2 separate regions of the Homo sapiens genome follow, and region 1 is linked to region 2. Evidence: chromatin loops called from intact Hi-C (ENCODE). Cell type or tissue: thyroid gland. All regions are shown on one strand. Each heading gives the region's core, and the rest is flanking DNA. Links, peaks and the distances in the headings are about the cores only.

What was found. Peaks named below come from ENCODE experiments on the same cell type or tissue, not always from the same donor. Only the 100,000 strongest peaks of a DNase experiment are listed, where the experiment ranks them.
Region 1: it touches region 2 in a loop (2.1-fold over the local background); 3 of 110 quality-filtered maps call a loop at or near these places.

The regions. Positions count from the first base shown.
Region 1 is chr1:76,119,618-76,124,617 of GRCh38, reverse strand. The region is part of intron 1 of ST6GALNAC3 (ST6 N-acetylgalactosaminide alpha-2,6-sialyltransferase 3); the gene reads right to left. Among named protein-coding and RNA genes, the nearest start is that of ST6GALNAC3, 47 kb to the right of the region's middle. In thyroid gland, for the core only: no CTCF peak of the experiment used is centred there; DNase peaks (open chromatin) are centred at 2,137 and 2,567; H3K27ac peaks cover 2,237 bases.
Region 2 is chr1:76,001,816-76,009,901 of GRCh38, reverse strand. LOC105378806 (a long non-coding RNA gene) reads left to right here and starts at 6,956. Exons shown (of 3, transcript XR_947521.3): 1 at 6,956-7,109. In thyroid gland, for the core only: no CTCF peak of the experiment used is centred there; no DNase peak of the experiment used is centred there.

The sequences.
Region 1 (5,000 bases), core at 1-5,000, 120 kb before region 2:
GCTGACCCCGTGTTTGTTGCTGAAGAGTAGAGCAGATGACAGCTGCTGTGAAATGGAAATCAGAGCCAGTTCCCTGTTAGGAATAAGTCAATACAGCTTTTTAATATGCAGTCGGTGGAGTGCGGCACATCCCCAACCAGGGACAGACTACATTGCGCAAGGTCAGGTAGGGAGGACTGCAACTCACCCACAGAAACAGGCCCCTCCCCAGCCCAGTCAATGCCATCTAAGAAGATTTCTATCTGGAACTTTTCAAAACCTTTTAGTCATCTCTTCACATCACCTTGAAAGAATGCGCATGATTTGTTCATCACGGGGATGCTAACGGGACTCAGCTTCACAGCTCTCTACCTCCATTTCATCAGCAGCAAGGCAGTCTCCCCAAAGAGGAAGGGCAGGCACGAGATGAATTGAATTGCCCAGCTGGGGCTCACCTGGCACTCCAGCAATCGTAGTCGGGAGTTCCACTAAATTCTGCGTGCCCCTTTTCTTTTCTTTTCATTTTTAGACATGTAAAGATTAAAATGAGTTAATGTTTTAAAACAAATGCATTCCAAATTAAAATGAGGCCGGGCATGGTGGCTCATGCCTGTAATCCCAACACTTTGGGAAGCTGAGGTGGGTGGATCACTTGAGGTCAAGAGTTGGAGACCAGCCTGGCCAGCATGGTGAAAACCTATCACTACCAAAAAATACAAAAATTAGCCAGGCGTCATGGTATGTGCTTGTAATCCCAGCTATTTGGGAGGCTGAGTCATGAGAACTGCTTGAACCTGGGAGGTGGAGGTTGCAGTGAGCCGAGATCATGCACTCCAGCCTGGGTGACAGAGTGAGACCCTGTCTCAAAAAAAAAAAAAAAAAAAAAAAATTAAAATGAGTAGGCCTGGGCCTGGAGCATGCTAAGAACTACTTGTGTTTACTATTATTTGTTACACTATTATTCAGTATTCGATAGGTGAAAGCTATGATTACTATTATTAAAATATTTACTCCTTCCTTCAAACATTACCTCAGCTATGACCTCATTCTGCCAGCTATTCCTGACCAAGCACTATACCTACCCCCTTACTGGCCACACACAAAAAATGCACTCACACACTCACTTAGAGTGGACGCTCCTCTCTGGGCAGCTGTGCTTCCTACTCTTCCCATTCTTAACACAATCTCATTGTGCACAGTAATTATCTGCTTATGTGTTTGTCACTTTCCCTATAGCAAAGCTTTTTTTTTTTTTTTTTTGAGATGGAGCCTCGCTCTGTCACCCAGGCTGGAGTGCAATGGCATAATCTCGGCTCAGTGCAACCTCTGCCTCCCGGGTCCAAGCAATTCTGCTGTCTCAGCCTCCCGAGTAGCTGGTAGATGGGATTACAGGCGTCTGCCACCATGCCCAGCTAATTTTTGTATTTTTAGTAGAGACGGGGTTTCACCCTGTTGGCCAGGCTGGTCTCGAACTCCTGACCTCAGGTGATCCACCTGCCTCGGCCTTCCAAAGTGCTGGGATTACAGGCATGAGCCACCGTGCCCAGCCAGCAAAACTTCTTAAACATTAATGTGCAGAGGAATCACTGGACATCTTGTTAAAATGCAGATCTGGATTCAAGAGATCTGGGGTGAGTCCTGAGATTCTGCATTTCTAATAAATGTCCAGGTGATGCTGATACTGCTGGTCCACAGACCCCACTCTAAGTAGCACTGACGCAGACTACAAGCTCCTCCAGAGCAACAACTGGAGCTGTTTGAGCTTTGTGTCTGTAGCTCTCGTCTCAATCCTCAGCATGCCGCATATGCACAACAGAGTCTGGCTGAGCTGATGGAAATGATGCTACCTGTTCCTGGAGCTCACGTACCCCTTTTGCAGCTCACACACATCTCCAGAATATGGGAGGTGCCTTGTGGTCCAGTGAACATTCTCAAGCATAATCACCCCCATATTAAACTTACCCAAAAAGCTGTGCTGGTCAGGGAGCAATTCTGGGATATGCAAACACTATATGCACGATCCCACCTCTCATGAAAGGGTTACAAAATGTGTGCACATAATTACAAGTGGTGCATAGCCAGTGAAGGAGGCTTTCAAGGAGTCTTCGGTTCACCTTGGGAAACTCTCAGCAAATAGCTCAGTGCTTTGCCAGAGAGTGGACGGCTCTTCATTGGCTTGAGAGAGAGAGAGCTGTTCACTTGTTCACCTGCCTGCCTCTGAGCAGACATAGGGGCATGTTTGACCTGTGCTGACTGATATTTTGGAAGGTGTTAGGAAAACAAACACTTCGCTGATATTACAAAATCATACTTTTCTTTAACCACCTATGAAGATAACGCATGGGGGAGAGAAGAGCACATTCTACCCAGAACCAGAAGACCTAGATTTAAACTTCAGGTTTCCTCTACATACTCATTGAGCTCTTACTATGCGCAAGTAATCATTCCAGTTTCTGAGAAAATGCAAATTATCTGCCCTCATGGAACTACCCTCTGAGGGAGAAAGGTAGATGATACACTTACAAGCACTATATACACAATACATGGTCAGTCGTGCCAAGTGCTTGGATGGGAAAATAAAACAGTGTCAGGTCAGGCAGGGTGACATGGAAGACAGCCCTGCAGAGCTAAATTTAGGCAGAGACATGAAAGAAGGGAGGGAGGGAGCCATGCAGATGTCTAAGGGAAGAACATTCCAGGCATGTTCCAGGTATGGTTAAACGGCAAGAGGGCTGGAACAGCGTGAGTGAGGCGGAGAGTGGAAGAGAGGAGCTCAGAAATGTAAGGCCAATAAGGGCAGACAGTAAGGCCCAGAACTATTAGAAGGAATACAGGTACATTTTTTCTGAGTATGATATAAACCTCCTGGAGGGTTTGTGTGCAGGGCAGTGGTGTGATCTGACCCACATTTTTTTTGTTTTTTGAGATGGAGTCTGGCTCTGTTGCCCAGGCTGGAGTACAGTGGCGCAATCTCGGCTCACTGCTAGCTCCGCCTCCCAGGTTCATGCCATTCTCCTGCCACAGCCTCCAGAGTAGCTGGGATTACAGGCACCCATCACCATGCCCAGCTAATTTTTTGTATTTTTAGTAGAGATGGGGTTTCACCGTGTTAGCCAGGATGGTCTTGATCTCCTGATCTCATGATCTGCCCGCCTCAGCCTCCCAAAGTGCTGGGATTACAGGCGTGAGCCACCATGCCTGGCCTGACCCACATTTTTAATGTGCTGCTATACAGAGAACAGACAGTGGGGAGGCAAGGCTGGAAGCAGGGAGATGAGATGGGATGTTTTGGCTTAAATAGCCCAGGTGAGTGAGGGTGGCAGGTAAGGTGGTGGTGGTGGAGATCCCAGCAGGGCTTGCTGATGGACTGGATGAAAGAACAACGGGTGATCCCTTGTAGTAAGCAGAAGATTGGCCCACAAAATGCCAACATCCTAATCTCCAAAACCTGTGAATATGTTACTTTCCATGCCAAAGGGACTTTGCAGATGTGATGAAATTAAAGATCTTGAGATGGGGGGATTGTCCTGGAATATCTAGGTGAACCTCATTGTAATTCCAGGGATCCCTATAAGGGAAAGCTGGAAGCAGAGTCAGAAAGGAGGGCCAGAGTCAGAGAAGGAGATGTGATGATGAAAGCAGAGGTCAGAGTAATGCAAGCCACTTGCCAAGGAATATCAGAAGCCTCTAGGAGCTGGAAAAGGCAAGACAACAGTTTCCTCTGAAGACTCCAGAAGCATTGCAGCCCAGCTGACCCACATTAGATTTCTGGCCTCCAGAAGTGTGAAATCATAAATTTGTACAGCTTTTATGTCGGTGGTAATTTGTTGCAGCAGCAATAGGACTAATGTACCTGGGTTCCCTGGGATGCCATTTACTGAAACAGAGAGCATCAGTGCTCTTCAGAGAAAGAGCAGGAGTTGGGACCTCTGTTTAGGTCGTGCTGGATTTGAGGTGCCCATTAGCTATCCAAGTGGAGTTATCAAGTAGGCAGGTGATAACTGACCCTGGAGCTCAGAGAAAGATTGGAATTTCATGTGACCTTGAGCAATTCCTATAATTTCTCTGAGCTTCAGTGTCTTCTGCAAAATGGGGGTTATATCTTCTTTATCTATCAAGGATCAAAGGAGACATTCTATGGCAAGTGTTCAAAGTATGCCACTAACATAAGGCATTTGCTATTCTGATAAATTGGCCTCTCACCCAAAGGCAATAGGAGTCATTTCTCACAGAGACCTTTTAAAGTCTTTTGTCCCCACAAACTCATCATATCCCATCAACTGCCACAAAATGCAGAGAGCAGCACTTAGGGCAGTATGTGGCCACAATTCTCAAGGAAACACGAGATCACTCTGGACACATCCAATTAATAGAACTGTAAGGAAAATCCCACCCTCAGCACTCTCAGGAACTGCCACTGTTCCCCCAGTCCAGCCTTGCCAGACTTTAACTGTGACGAGCTTATATTTAACAGCCAAGTGATGGGGATGTATATTTTATTTCCATCTAAATGGTCAGTGACTTTGGAAGGTCCTTCAAGTCCAGTCAGAGAATTCAAAGCTCCCACCAAATGCAGAGTCTGTTCATGTGTCCATTGCACATCCATTTGCTGACCACTGGCAGAGGCCAGGCCCAGTGCTGGGCACTCCGGGTAGAGTGGAATACAAGGCAGGCCTGTGCCCACAGAATCTATTCTTCCTACAACCTCTTATGCTTTCTGTGATGGAGGCAATTGCTCTTCCTGAGGCTTTACAGTCCCACGGACCTGCCAGTTAAGGACCAATTCCCAAACCTATAAAACAGGGATTACATCTATCTATTACATATATCTATTATCATCATCTATAAAACAGGGATTACAATCCCTGGAGGGCACCTAGCATAGGACTCTGTACTCACTAAATGCTCAATAACTGGAAGACTTAATTGTTATAGTTACTATTGTTGTTCAAGTTTCACCTAACTTTTTAAAATAAACAGCCTAAAATATGCCTCTCTGAAATATCCAGTATGATAGAGTA
Region 2 (8,086 bases), core at 1,809-6,808:
GCCATTTCACTGCCTGACATTATATTCCATATTATTTGTGTATTATCAGTCTCTCCCACTAGAGTGAAAGCTCCATGAGGGCAGAGACTTCGACAGTCCTACTTATCACAGTATATCCCAGTGCCCAGAACTGTGCTTGGTACTGAGTAGATACTCAGTAAATATTTATTGTGTAAGTGAGGCCTAAATGCCTAAAACTTTGTAGTCGTGTGCTAACTTAACATGTGCTAAAGGCCTAAAACTTTGTAGTCATGTGCTAACTTAACATGTGCTATGTACCTCTTAGCTCTATACTAGGTACCAGAATATGGAGATGAATAAAACACAGCCCAAAGCCTATACAGTCAACCAGAATGAAATCAGTCTTAGAAGAGAGGTACAGGTAAGGTGAGAGAGGTACTAAAGATAAAAGGATTTATTTCAGTGGAGAGGTTCACAGAAAGCTTTGTGATAGAGGGAATTACTGAAAATGTTTAGTGATATTGATTTCAGTGTTATCTTATCTGGGCTTTGCAAAATCTTTTCACTTTGTTGTAGTCTTAGCTGTAATCATTCAAGGTTTTTTGTCTTAAAACAATCAAAAGATTCTTTGGTTCATTCCTGCTATCAAGAGTCAGTTCTTTCAATAGGTGACAGAAGCAAAGTAACCAATTTTTGCTGGAAAAAAAGAAAAAATAAGAACAAGGACAAGAAGAAGAAAAGGACATGGTGAGCGGTGACTACTACAGTTCCCTGATGTTGAGGTTTTTAGGCCTTGGGCCCCAGACACTCAGATGGTTTTTATCTTGTAAACAAACCAAAAAAGAATAACTAAATTTCAGAAGATCTGTCTAGTATCAGGAAGACCCACAAAATCCCATCAACATTTTATAATAGACTTATAGAAAGCATCAGATCAATGTGCTATGAAGATTCCCATGAACATAAAAAGAAATGAAGATGAAGTATGTCAATGCACATTGCCCACCTCCACGCTGTTGCTGGAATAAGAACCAAGGATTCGAAAGATTAACAAGAGAAGGACCTAGAATCAGAGTGAGAGAAAAAGGAAATGAGGGTGGGAAGAGAGAGGGAGGAAGGCGGAGAATGAAGCCTTTACTGAAACTCCCCAGTGTTTGGAAAAAATATAAATATATAAATTTTTGCAATAAATAGCCTGAAATACCACAGAAATTCATGTCACCGCTAAATATTAGATGACATTTTGGTACTATTTGCCTCAGAACAGAGGTGAGCTGAGTCTAATGTCTCAGTGGTATTTCATAATGGAGAGATTTCAGTGGTGCCCTTTTCCCCAATTTGTATAGATTTTCTTGTACTGCATACAAACCTCCCAAGCTAGTCACAATCCTGATCTTTATCTCTAAGTCCTGTTTGAAAGTAAGCCTGTTAGGATATTTTAAAACTAGTAATATCTCATTAGACTTCTTCTGCTACTCTCTTCATCATCAATTCCATCTAGTAGGGTTTGATTCCTGGACTACCTATCCTACCACAACAGAAATTAGTTACAATGAAACATTTCTTATGAGTGAATAGTAGATCACGTTTAAACACTAGGTGATTCATCCATGTGTACTACTGCCCTCTCTGAAATCTCACATACTACAATTGAAATTTGGCAGAGTGGCCATCCCTTGATTGTTGACCTAACCAGGGAGATCCACAATTTCTCTTGGTGCCTGCGTAAAGGTCTGCTACAATAATGCGTATGTAAGGATGCTTTTAGCAGCAAGATTCATTAATCAAACTCAAACTGAAAACAAGGATAGGCATTGGTCCATGTACTAAAAAGTCCAGAAATACAGTGTGCCTCAGCATTGGTTTACCCAGGTGCGCAGCAATGTCGTTAAGAACTCAGGTTCTTTTTCCATGTATCTACTGTCTTTCCACATAGGTCACTTGCTCCTAAGGCTGGTTCTCCTCATGAACATAGGAGTGCTGCTGGTAGCAATCAGTACCACAGCTGTTTTGTTCACATCCGTGAAGAGAGAAAGTCACTTCCAGAAACTCTCAAGAGTAATAATATTCTTTCCCAGAAGCCTCTAGCAAATCTTTCCTTGAGTCTCATTGCCCTGAACTTCTAGTTTTGGAAAAGAGGATAGGCTTACTCTGACTGGGGATCAGCTCTCAAACCTTACGGCTGGAGTACAATGGGGAGAGTGAAATTGGGGTGACAATCATGGTGTCCACTACAGAGATTCTGTTGTCTTACACCAGGTTAGGGCAGTATTGGAACTTCTTTTACAGTCTTAGCTATATAACTATAATTCTCTTCAGCGCCACACAGCAAAACAACTTTTGATTGATGAGCCTTCCTACTGCTGATCTGTAAACAGTCCCAGCTTCTTTGTTTTATTTGTACCAGTTTATCTGGATTCACTATTGCTCCCCACCAATGCCCTCTTTACTTGTGAATAACTGAGTGGGAAGATATATTCTCTAGTTCTTGTCTTAGAAAAGAGAGGCCGGATCTTCATTCAACCCTACAGCTGCATGAAAGAAGACATTAATTAATGTGCTAAAGTTGACGACCTACTGAAGTGACCATTACAGGTGGTGGTGTTGATTCTTTATCCTCCTGACCATGGGAACCTTCACTGACCTTGGTGCATCTGGAGGGGTCAGGAAGTGACTCTAGGGGGTTAATGCATGTTGTCACTTTGATGCTGCAACTGCAGTCATTTTCTTCTATCACAGGCATGGTTTAAAATGGCAATTCATAATTCATGTTATCCTATTAGTATAGATGTGTACTTCAGCAGATATTTGCCATGTGGATCTACTTGGTTCATCCAAATACTTTAAAGCCTCTGAGATGCTGAGGAAGAGCTGGACACAAGAGCATCTCCTTAGAGGACTGAGATGGCCTGGAAGCATCCCAAAGGGAATCATCTGATGAGTAGAGATTTCCTTTAGAAGGCCCCCACTCCAGGCACACTTGGGCATTGCTTGGGTACACACAGATGCTTGCAACAGAAATCAACGAATCTAACAGGATTTCCAAGGGGCTTCCAGTCACAATGAGGAGTTCTTCCACGTCTGCTGGAATGTTCTTAGGCCTTTATAACTCTCTCCTTTTGGAGAAGGATGATGATTCTTTCAAATCTAATACTCACCCTCAAATGAACAGGGCATTTTATATAAGCTGTTTGCTTCTCCTGCTGTTCTTTTTCTAATGCTAGGGACAGTTAGTTTAAAACTCAATGAATCTCTTAGCTTGCACATTACCAGCATCCTCTTTTACCAAGAAAAAGGGAGATGTTTACTTATATCCTACTCATGGCTTCATCATGAAAAAAAGTTCCACTTTATAGATATTTTGTTCTGTTAGGTCTTCACAATACAGATTTTAGAGAATTGCTTTTTGGACATTCCTTGATCCAAATATTTGTTCAAGACACTGTAAACATGTGACTGGATACCAGACCATGTTATTAAATATCAAGTGAATCATCACTGTAAACATGTCTGTGAAATCTCACGTACAGCAATTTGAAAGTACAGGATCCCAGGGGAACCATGATGCAGCCTTGGGGAAGATCCTGGATGATGGCTTTCTACTACACAAAACCACAATTGGAAAGAAGTCAAGGAACATTTGCCTGTCATCCAGGCCTCCATTAATAAAACATAACTGGCCAAATTCCATAGAATGTAGCTGCTTGCCTATTTCAAGTTTAAAGTTCATTAATAAAAACAGAAAAAAAGGCCTTCTTGGGAGTTTTTTAAATTATAATTTAATAATTAGGGGCTGCAGAAAATTTTTTTTAAGTCAATGCCATCGTCGAAGATCATGGCAGTCATTCAGGATCATTCTGTTTGTTAACAAATTTGTTAAAGATGAGATAACCAAAGTTTCGGCACCATCAGCTGAAGTTACAACTTGCAAAATGTAGCCAAAAGGGGGATTAGAAGCCATATGCATAAGAGCTGGTGACATTTTCCAAGATGAGACAGTACATTCCAAAGGGAGAAGCATCATTCAGCATCATTACACAGCATGTTTCTTCTATCTGTGACAGATGTCCAAGCTGGCTTGAAAGGAGATAAGCCAATAGTTTTCCAAGCTGACTTAGAAACTCGACAAAAAAAATGGGTATCTTGTTACTGTTTGTCAGCATAACCTACCTTCTCTTATTATCTGTCAGTCTGAAATACCCCTCAATAATAAAAATGTCAAGACTTGAAATTTGCCTCTAAGTTTGTAAGGGAGCCAACTCACTATTTTCCCATTCATTTAACATCAAAAGAGAGAACCTCATTCTGACCCCATCACACCTTCATCTCTGGCTCAAACAGAGACCCATTCTGGAGCAGGAAGGACCTGGGCCCTGGTGATTGGGACAAAGAGAAAAATGATAGTAATTTGTTGCCAAAATCTGACTTTACTCCTGGCTTGGTTAGGAAGGCCTCACCTGGAAGTCTCTTTTTATTCACATATTGAGCCTCTATTGAACATCCACTAACAGGCCTGTGATGGATACAAAAGTAGAAGGCATCCATATAGAATGAGGGCAGTTGTTAACTTCTATTTTGAAAACAGGAGAGGAAAAAAGGGTACCTGCCTATAACTGGAAGCCCAAGAGAAATTCTGGGTAATCCATCACATCTTCCTCTGTAAGGCAAGGTATTTTGTCCATGTCTATAGGGAAGCCCCTGGGCAGTTTACACACTAGTTACAGGCACATTGTTTAGAGCAAGCTGTGAAACCCAGCTTCTCCACTCTGTAGCCATAGGACCTGGGCAAATTATTTAACCTCTCTATACCTCAGTTTCCTCAACTGTAAAGTAGAAATAATACTACTACCAACCTCAGAGGGCTGTCGTGAGGACTAAATTAATTTATATATGGAAAGTGCTTAAGATAATTAAAATCAATCTGAATAAATATATATGCAACAACTTATATCAGTATAAAACATATATTCCAACAAGATATAATAAGAGCTAAGTAAAACTAAATAAATTTTATAAGAATATATTATATATAATAAAAATATATGTAATAAAATATATATAATAAAACTACCACATTCTCTAAAATCACTTGTAGTAAAGTAATATAAACATTGATCATAAAAGATATCCCAATGCAGGAAAAACATAAAACCACATAAAAAGTCGGTCTTAAGGCTGATATGCCAGAGGGAATATATTAACAAATAATATAGGAGTAAAGGAAAATATTTTTTAAAGAGGAATTTTTTTAGCGACCCAGATCTATCTAATGAAGAGTAAGCTTATACTATCTTTTTCAAAAATGTAAATTTTTTCTACTTATTAAGCAGTCATTAAAATAATTTTAATAATATCATATTTTAATGTAATATAATAGATAATAAATACTTATCATTGTTAATAATTATGATAGTGATAGATCTCTCACAAACAAAGTAATAAAACTTCATCACTAACAACTAACATTGGATTAGGTCTTTACAAAGCACTTCCTATACATTATTTTGATAGAGCCTCACAGCCACCCTCCCAGGATAGCGCTATGCTTATCTTTTTTCTTAGATGGGAAAATTAAACTCAGGATGGTTGAATGACGTGCTGGAATTTGCATAGCTTTAAGTAACAGAGATGACCCTCAAATTTTAGTTGATTTTTCCTATCACACCATCCTCTAGAGAGGGAGCTAGGCATGTGCCCAATTGCTTAAAGTCAGATTGTTATAATTATTTAGTGACTGTTTGGCAGTGTTGATGTAGATGATGGTGGGTGGAGCTTCCCCCTCTAAAGTGCTTACCCAGCACCTTTTCTTTCCTTTTTTCCTGCCTCTATGGTTCCTCAAAATGACCAGTGCAGCTGTCTCAATATCAGATCAAAGCAATTCCAAGATGAAATAAACCTGGATGGGCTAAGTCACACTTTCTTACAGTCCTTTCTCATTATTACTATATAGCCTCATCTTGTGTAAGTCTATGGTTATTAAAAGCGACAGTATTCAGCAGGTTTACACATTTATTGATCAAACTTATTTCGAAATTACTTCAAGCTATCCTAAAAGAGCAAATTCACTTTTAAAGAGTAAAAATGTGCTACAAACCAGGGATATTCAATGTAGAAGAGAATTCTCAAAAAGAGGTTTCAGAAAATTTGGGTCAAAGGTACATCATTAAAATAAGAGCCAAGTTCTGCTTCTGCCTGAGTGTAAAAAAGATGGAAAAAGCATTTTTTTCACCCTAACAGAGACAGCTGAAGTGGCAAGACTACAAAGTTACCCAAATCCCAAGAAGAAAGAAGCCCCATCAAGAAGAGTGGGATGCACAGACTGGTACACCTATAGCAGAGTGCAGGCAAAGGAGGCACCAGCCACTGTGCACCCAGGCAAGACGAAATCAAATAAAATGTTAATACACTGCTAAAGGCCAAGCGTGGGCTACTGTGACAGGAAAGAGCCCTGGGAGCCCTAGACACAGAGGAGTTTGCACTCCAGCAGGCTCTTGGCCCCAAACCACCACAGGAAGAGTAGGGACAGATGGGAGCCTGGAGAGGACCCACCCTGGTAGTGCAGATGTGCAGAGTGGGATTAGCCCCCTCTGAGGGTATAATTCCTTCCCAGGTCCCTTCTCCCATATGGAGCAAAAGTCTTAAACCACTGGGGAGAGCAGTGAATCCTATTGTCACCACCCCCCAAACAAGGCACATGTAAAGATTCATTGCCCCCACCCCTAAAAAAATGGTTAAAAAAAACCAAAAAAACAAAACCCTTCACCTGTGGGGAAGACATAGAAGAACTACACCACTGAGGTCTCCTACCACTGGGGGAGGGGCAGGGATTTTCTTCCACACAAGATGCACCAGAAACACAAGACAGCTTGGCCGCTGCTATGGTTTAAGTGTGTCCCCCAAAGAGTTCACGTTTTAGAAACTTAACTCTCAATGCAATAGTGTTGAAAGGTGGGGACTTTAAGAGATGATTAGGTCACAAGGCCTCTCCCTCATGAGTGAATTAATGCCATTATTGTAGGAGTGGGTTAATTGTTGCAGGACTGGTGTACCTAATAAAGGGTGAGTTTCTCCTCTCTGCCCCAATGTGTGCTCTCTTTCCCTTCCACCGTCTGCCATGGAATAATGCATCAAGAAGTTCCTTGCCAGAGGTGAGAACATTTTTAAATTTTTTTGTAGAGATAGGGTCTCACAATGTTGCCCTGGCTGGTCTTGAAATCTCAGCCTCAAATGGTCTTCTCACCTCAGTCTCCCAAAGTACTAGCATTACAAGTGTGGCCCACCATGCCTGGCAGATGTGAGACTATTTTAAGATAGAAAATTGGTACTGAGAGTGAGGCTGTTGTTATAGCAGATACCTGCAAATGTGGAAGTGGCTCTGAAATTGGGTAATAGGCCAAGGCTAGAAGAATTTGGAGGAGCAGGCTAGAGAATGTCTAGATTGCTGTGAATGAAGTGTGAATGAAGTGTTAAGGGAACTTCTGGTGAGGGCTCAGAAAACAAGAGTTGAAGCAAGACCCTGCATCTTCTGAGATATTACTTAAGTGGTCTTGACAGAATGTTGATAAAAATATAGACTATAGACAGCAAAGATCATTCTGATGAGGTCTCAGATGGAACTGAGGAAAAAGGTAATACAAACTGGAGCAAAGGCCATCCTTATTACACAGTTGCAAAGAACTTAGCAGAATTGTTTCCATGTCCTAGGCCTTTATGGAAGAGGGACTTTAAGAGCAATAAACTAGGTTACACAGTGGAAGAAATTTCTAAGCAAAATATTAAAGGAGTTGTGTGGCTTCTTTTAACTGCATATAGTAAAATAGAAGAGAGAAATGATTTAAAGACAAAATTTATAATTAAAAGAGAAACAGGATTAGGGATTTGAAGGCTTCTCAGCCTGGCTGTGTGGTAAGAAATTAAGGACATTTTCAGAAGAGGAAATCAAAGATGCAGCCAAGCAACGATTTGATAAAGAGATTATTATGGGGAGAATGAAGCCTGGGGCTATTCATCAGAACAGTGGAAGAATAACCTGGAAGGCAGTTTGAAAATTACCAGTGCCCATGGCTCAGAGTGCAAAGGCCTAGGCCCTAAGAGAACAAAATAGGTCAAAAGAGAGGCCTAGGGT